Regions from separate parts of the Homo sapiens genome. Here region 2 is linked to region 1. Evidence: chromatin contacts called from ENCODE Hi-C or POLR2A ChIA-PET data. All regions are on one chromosome and are shown on one strand. Each heading gives the region's core, a stretch centred on a gene start or an enhancer-like site at or near the end of the contact. The rest is flanking DNA. Distances are from core to core; before and after follow the strand shown.

Evidence for each region. Hi-C counts contacts between places; a loop is a spot of excess contacts on that map. ChIA-PET counts read pairs that join two places held with the same protein, here RNA polymerase II (POLR2A). Pooled maps may share reads with other maps.
Region 2: a loop to region 1 is called in a map with no recorded cell type, with 2.3 times the contacts of the local background. The contact joins two enhancer-like sites. A Hi-C loop is called at or near these places in 2 of 37 single-sample maps with no recorded cell type and 3 of 50 pooled maps. POLR2A ChIA-PET finds 5 or more read pairs at or near these places in 2 of 52 experiments (AG04450 and T-cell).

What each region holds. Positions count from the first base shown.
Region 1 is chr1:101,282,624-101,285,630 of GRCh38, forward strand. No RefSeq gene overlaps it. Among named protein-coding and RNA genes, the nearest start is that of LINC01307, 40 kb to the right of the region's middle. Within about 2 kb of position 1,593, at least 3 of the 41 ENCODE cell types and tissues checked have a DNase peak (open chromatin) inside an H3K27ac peak, as active enhancers do.
Region 2 is chr1:100,987,942-100,990,948 of GRCh38, forward strand. It overlaps DPH5 (diphthamide biosynthesis 5), which reads right to left. Exons shown (of 8, transcript NM_015958.3): 8 at 1,682-2,690. The coding sequence ends at 2,467. It also overlaps a transcript of SLC30A7 not described here. Among named protein-coding and RNA genes, the nearest start is that of DPH5, 36 kb to the right of the region's middle. Within about 2 kb of position 1,495, at least 2 of the 41 ENCODE cell types and tissues checked have a DNase peak (open chromatin) inside an H3K27ac peak, as active enhancers do.

The DNA.
Region 1 (3,007 bases), core at 343-2,842:
TTCTTACCCCTTGCTGTCATCAACTGTGGATAATTGTACCAGCCTCTCAGATGGTCTCTCTGCTTCCAGTATTTCTCCTCTAATGTATTCTCCGCTCTGTTGCCAGAGAAATCTTTCTTAAATGCAAACTTGTTTGTGACACTTGTGTACTTAAAACCCTTCAATGGCCCCCACTTTCTCCTAGATAAAGTCCAAACTCCTTCACAGGGGGCCTGGCTTTGCTGATCCTCGCCAGCTTTATTTCCTTCTAGGTTCCAGTTTTGCTGAGTCCCGAGTAGTTGCATACGTGAGCCACGTTCTCACATCACGACTTTGTATGTGCTGTTCTGCAGTCCCTGTTGCTCTCTGGCCCTCTTCTCTCCCTCCTCGCCCCGTCTCACACACAGGCATTCTCTTGGCCTGGCTAATCTCTACTGATCCTTTAAACAAGAACTTCCAAGGGATATGAGAATAGAGGTGGGATTTGTAAGATTTTATTGTTTCAGATTTAGAAGTTGGATAGGTGGAGAGGAGCAGGGAAGACCATGCAGTAGGGATTAGGGAGCAGAATTATGGAGATCATTTAGAAGGCTGTTGCCAGACCTGTGGTGAAAATTGCCTGGGAGTGAGGCAAGGAAAATAAGGGATGTGGTGTGGAGAAAAGCTTCCCCCTAAAGCAGTATTGGTGGCCCCTGGCAATCAATCACAGGTGGAGTGATTGATTCTGAGCAAAGAGGTAATGCAACATGGTAAACAGAGACAGTTCCTACAGACAGACTTTTCTGGGGTGCTTTGGCAGTGGCCAAAGGCCTTGGAAGACTTGGAAGAAGGACTTCCCACTTTGGCTGCTGAAGTACTCCTGTCTCTGAAGGGCTTGAAAGCACTACTATTAAGCAAGGAATGGCTACTGCTAGCCTGGGAAAATGGTGGTGGGCTTGGCAAGTTGCAGGAGGCAATTAAATTGTATCCATCCCCTCCTCCCACACGCTCTGAGTTTGGAGGCTGTGGACCGCAAGGATGTCAGCTCTAAAAACATTTGACAGCCCTGGGGAGAGTCTCTGGTTCTTCCTTATCCATGACAGGCAAGGCAGACCACAGGTCACAGTTTCTCCCTGGCCTCTGTTAGCCTCTGATAAGCAAAACCTTCGGTGGGGAGAAATTGTTCTACTTTTTTACTTACTCAGATATAGTGAAATGTGTGCTTTTTCCCACTTCTGGGAAGCTAAGATTTATTAGAATCTGCAGATTGCTTCCTTCAAGTAAACATTATATAAAAGGGTCCTAGTTTCCTAGTGGGAGTTTAGTTTGTAGGCTAGTTCTACAAAGAGATAAATAGGGGTTTGTCCATTGTGTGCTCTCCAAATGCTCTATAAAGATTAACTCATTAATCCTCAGCCTCCTTGTGAGGATTGTTATCCTTCTTTTTCAGCCGTGGAATTGGGACGAAGTGCTGCACGGAGGGGCCTTGCCCAAGGCTACGCAGCTGGTAGACGGGGAAATGAGGCGGTTGCCGGCCGCCTCGCAGGCAGCTTTCCCTGTGAGGAAGGAGGTGCCTCGGGCCTCTGAAGAGGTAGCTGGGATAGCCTGAAATGAGCTGCTGAAAGCCCACGCTTCAGAAAGACAAAAAGCAAGCAAAACACACTGATGTGGTTGACACTCGCTGAGGATGTGCGATAACACAGACAGTGCCCGGGTTGAAGTGGGCCTTCCAGAGTTCCGTGGCAGCCGTGAAAGGAAAGTTAAATGAATAATGGCAATAACATTGTAAAGGAATGCTTCAGTACCTGAAATGTAAAGTGCATGAATGCTTACCAAAATTTGTCGTATTGTTATACTATTGCCTTATGTTTGTACGGTGCTTTCCAGTTCTGAAAGTGCTTTCACATGTTAAATGATTTGCTCACAATAGTTTTTCAAAGCAAATAGGTAGATATGGGTGGAATGACGTCTCCCCCTTCCCAAATTCATGTGTTGAAACTCTAAGCCCCAGTACTTCAGAATGTGACTGTATTGGGACACAGGGCCTTTAAAGACTTGAACAAGCTAAAATAAGGCCCTTAGCGTGGCCCTAATTCAATCTGACCAGTCCTTAGCAGAAGAGGAAATGAGAACACACAGATAGACAGCAGAGGTGCCAACATAACAGAGGAAAGGCCACGTGAAGACACAGCAAGGAGGTGGCCGTCTCCAAGCCAAGGAGAGAGGAGAAACCAAACCCGCTGACACCTTGATCTTGGACTTCCAGCTTCCAGAGCTGCAAGAAATAAATTTCTGTTGTTTAAACCACTCAATCTGTCATCTTTTGTTATGGCAGCCCTAGCAAACTAATATAGTAGACCATTTTGGAACACCTTTAAACATGTTAGAAATACTCATTTCTAACTAGAAAATATTAGTCACATAACAATTAGTTACATAACTTCCATACTGTCTCAGTAATAATAATATTAAAGATGACTCACACCTACTGAGCCTTCACCGTGTGCCAGACACCATGTAAATGTCCTACTTCATTTAATCCTCATAAAATGCCTCCAAATAAACAAATAGGGAAGAAGAAATAGCTCTTCCTTACAGTAGAATTTCAGTTGATACATGTAGAAGGAATCAGAAAAATAGAAGATTAATATTTGGCAAATGCCATAGTAGTAATTGCTGTAGGCAAGCCCCATGGATGGATACTATAATTAGTTGGTGAAAGTATGAGAAATAGAATATTTGTATAGTCTCAAAGTATCTCCCTAAAAGATATTTACTAATTACAAAGGGAAAAAATAGTAAGCTTAACAGTGGAGAAACCCAACATACATCACTTTAACCAAGTGGTCAAGAATAACCTCATCAATAATAGGACATACCAAGATCATGTACCTCCAGATATGATGCACTGAGAAGGGCACAATATCCTATTTGTGCCATTCTTGCCAAAAATGCATAACTTCAATCTATTCATGAGAAAACCTGGGGGACATTTTGAAAATAACTGTCCTGGATTTTCCAAAACTATCACTGATTGAAGAAGATGAAG
Region 2 (3,007 bases), core at 245-2,744, 290 kb before region 1:
TCAAGGTTCTATCAAGCCCTTCTAACTTGTCAGAATTCAAACTTGAAACTGTGTCTTCTATTGCAATAGAAAACAGCCGTCTCTGTTCAGCTTCTTGAGCCTTCCAACTGTGGCTTTCCACCAAGGTCCTTGGAGTCTTCCCGGGGCATGCACGGTTTGAGAGTTAGCTAAGGATTTAAGGAGAGATCATATGCAGACAGGAAGCCTCCTCCATTTCTGACACCTTCATTTCTAGGATCTGCTGCTTTAATTTTCAGTTCTTCTAGCGGCCTTTAATTCCATCCTAACACCTCAAGCCAGTAAGATTGCAACTTTCTCTTGAGTTCTAGCCACGCCTTACCACACAGTCTGGGAAAGACCGAAGGGGAAAAACCATATATAGTTCACAGCTGGTTTCAGTGACTCCCTAGAGTTTTTAGACCATTGTTTATTATATTTTGTCCACAGTTTATAATTGGGAGGGTTTGTACATTACAAGCTATTACACCATTACCAAAACCAGAAGTCCTTCATTATATAGTTCTTAAATGTTTAGTTTAACATATGAGAAGAAAATAATATACAACTGGTATTTAAATGTACTTGGCTCTCTCCCCTTCTGTGTCTAACAGATTGAAAATGAGGCCAGGCATAGTGGCTCATGCCTGTAATCCCAGCACTTTGGGAGGCCAAGGTGGGTGGATCACTTGAGGTCAGGAGTTCAAGACCAGCCTGGCCAACATGGCGAAACCCCATCTCTACACACACACACACAAAATAGCCAGGTGTGGTGCCGCCACATGACTGTAATCCCAGCTACTCGGGAGGCTGAGGCAGGATAATCGCTTGAACCTGGGAGGCAGAGGTTGCAGTGAGCCAAGATTGCACCACTACACTCTAGCCTGGGCTACAGAGTGAGACTGTGTCTCAAAAATAAATAAATAAATAAATAAAAAATAATAAAGAAAAAAGAGATGTTTCATATATATATAAATATTTCTTATCTCAAATGAAGTAAAATAAGTCAAATAATCTTTAGCTAATTGATGATCCCAGGGAATAGGGAAATCTGTTCAAATTTCAATGAATTTACTAAGTAAAGAGCTCAGAAAAATTGGTTAGGCCATGGAAATACTTAGAGTTGAACCAACTGAACTAGGATATAAGAAAGCTATTTCTATTCAGAACTGAAACTCTTTGAAATGAAATATAATAAATGGAGTGTTATTTAATACTAGTAAGAAGAGTGTGACTACTCGCACATATACAATGGCATATTAACTGAATTAAGTTATATGGCATATCTTGACTAATCCATTGTTGCCTTAAAACTTACATTTTTAAAAATTTTATTTTGTAGTCAGCAAGTTTTCCATTTGTCTGCTTGGATGTGAAAGATGCTATTTAAAACCAAACAGCAACTGTACAAGGCTGGCTGAACATTTATAATTAAACAATCTTATAACCTCCAAAATACAGCAGAGTATGAGCCACGTAATTAGGATGTCAGCTAACCAAGACAGTGAATTCAGAAGAATGTCATTTTGTGGCATGTGCTCAGCTGAGCTTTAAGTCAGACTGCTGGATGGAAATGTAATCTTTCTACCTTTGTTTATATACACTAATACCAGCTGCTGTCAGGACAACTCCTCATGCAGTAGGGACAGCTAACTTTTTTAAAAAGAAGAAAATTATAAACATATTTTGTGAACATTTACTAATCTTTTATTTGCTTTTCTTGGCACTCATAACATTTTTTACCCTTTAAAACAGATTCAAGTGATTCAAATTCCAGTTACCTCTAAGTTATATTCTGTTAACAACCACCTTGTATAAATTGGTTTCATAAATAAAAACTGCTCTTAAATGATTCTGTCAGTGGATGTCTATCCACAAGCTTTCCAGCCTGGTCTGCTTTATGTGTACATCCTGAAAATTTGCCAAAATAGCAGCAACAACTGATGATATCATAGGGAAAAAACTCACTGCCACAAGAAACCAAGCATTGTTGAGTCAACTTCTTTTTGGTCACTTGTTTTATACTTACTAGATAAGCCAAAAGACCTGTTTGTTACACAAACATGCATGCATCCAGGTATTAATCCATTCTCACACTGCTATGAAGAAATACCCGAGACTGGGTAATTATAAAAGAGGTTTAATTTTCGACTCACAGTTCCACATGGCTGGGAAGGCCTCAGGAAACTTAACAATCACGGTGGAAGGCACCTCTTCACAGGGCGGCAAGAGTGAGAATGAGAGCCAGTAGGGGAAATGCCAGGCACTTATAAAACCATCAGATCTCATGAAAGCTCACTATCATGAGAATAGCATGAGGGAAACTGCCCCCATGATTCAATTACCTACCACAACACCTGGGAATTATGAGGATTAAAATTCAAGATGAGACTTGGGTGGGGATACATCCAAACCATATCAATCCATATATGGCTGAAATTTACATCAGACAATGGTAAATATCTATGTTCAAAGTCCATTGATGCTTTGAGATTCTGAGCTATTTTCTGGTATGGAAAACAGACTTAGCATCTCCATCTCCATTGGATGTATGCTGCCTCCTGTGATGATCAAGGAATGCAATGGTTCTCCCAAGTCCACAGTGCACATTTGCCTTAAAGTGCCTGCTGCAATTTTCTGGTCGTCGGCTCCAACCCTGGCTAAGCCAACACAAAGTGTCTCCTCGGTAACTGCTATTAAAAAAAAAAGATACTGCTATTCAATTCAGCAAATGCATCATCCATCCAACAGTCAAACAAACATTAGTACCACAAGTACATTTCAAGAAGCCCCAAATATCTTAAATCTCTTTTGCCACTTATGGACCAGTTATCCATTAATTCATCCAAGGGATTTTCTAAATCATTTGTATTACCTAATATAAAAGAGTACTTCCAAACTTTACCCTTTCAGAATTACAAAGGCTTACACTAAGCTTTTAGGACTTGACAAGCTATACTTACACTCTACAATTGCACAGCATTCGTTTTTAAATAAGTTCTGAGTAAAC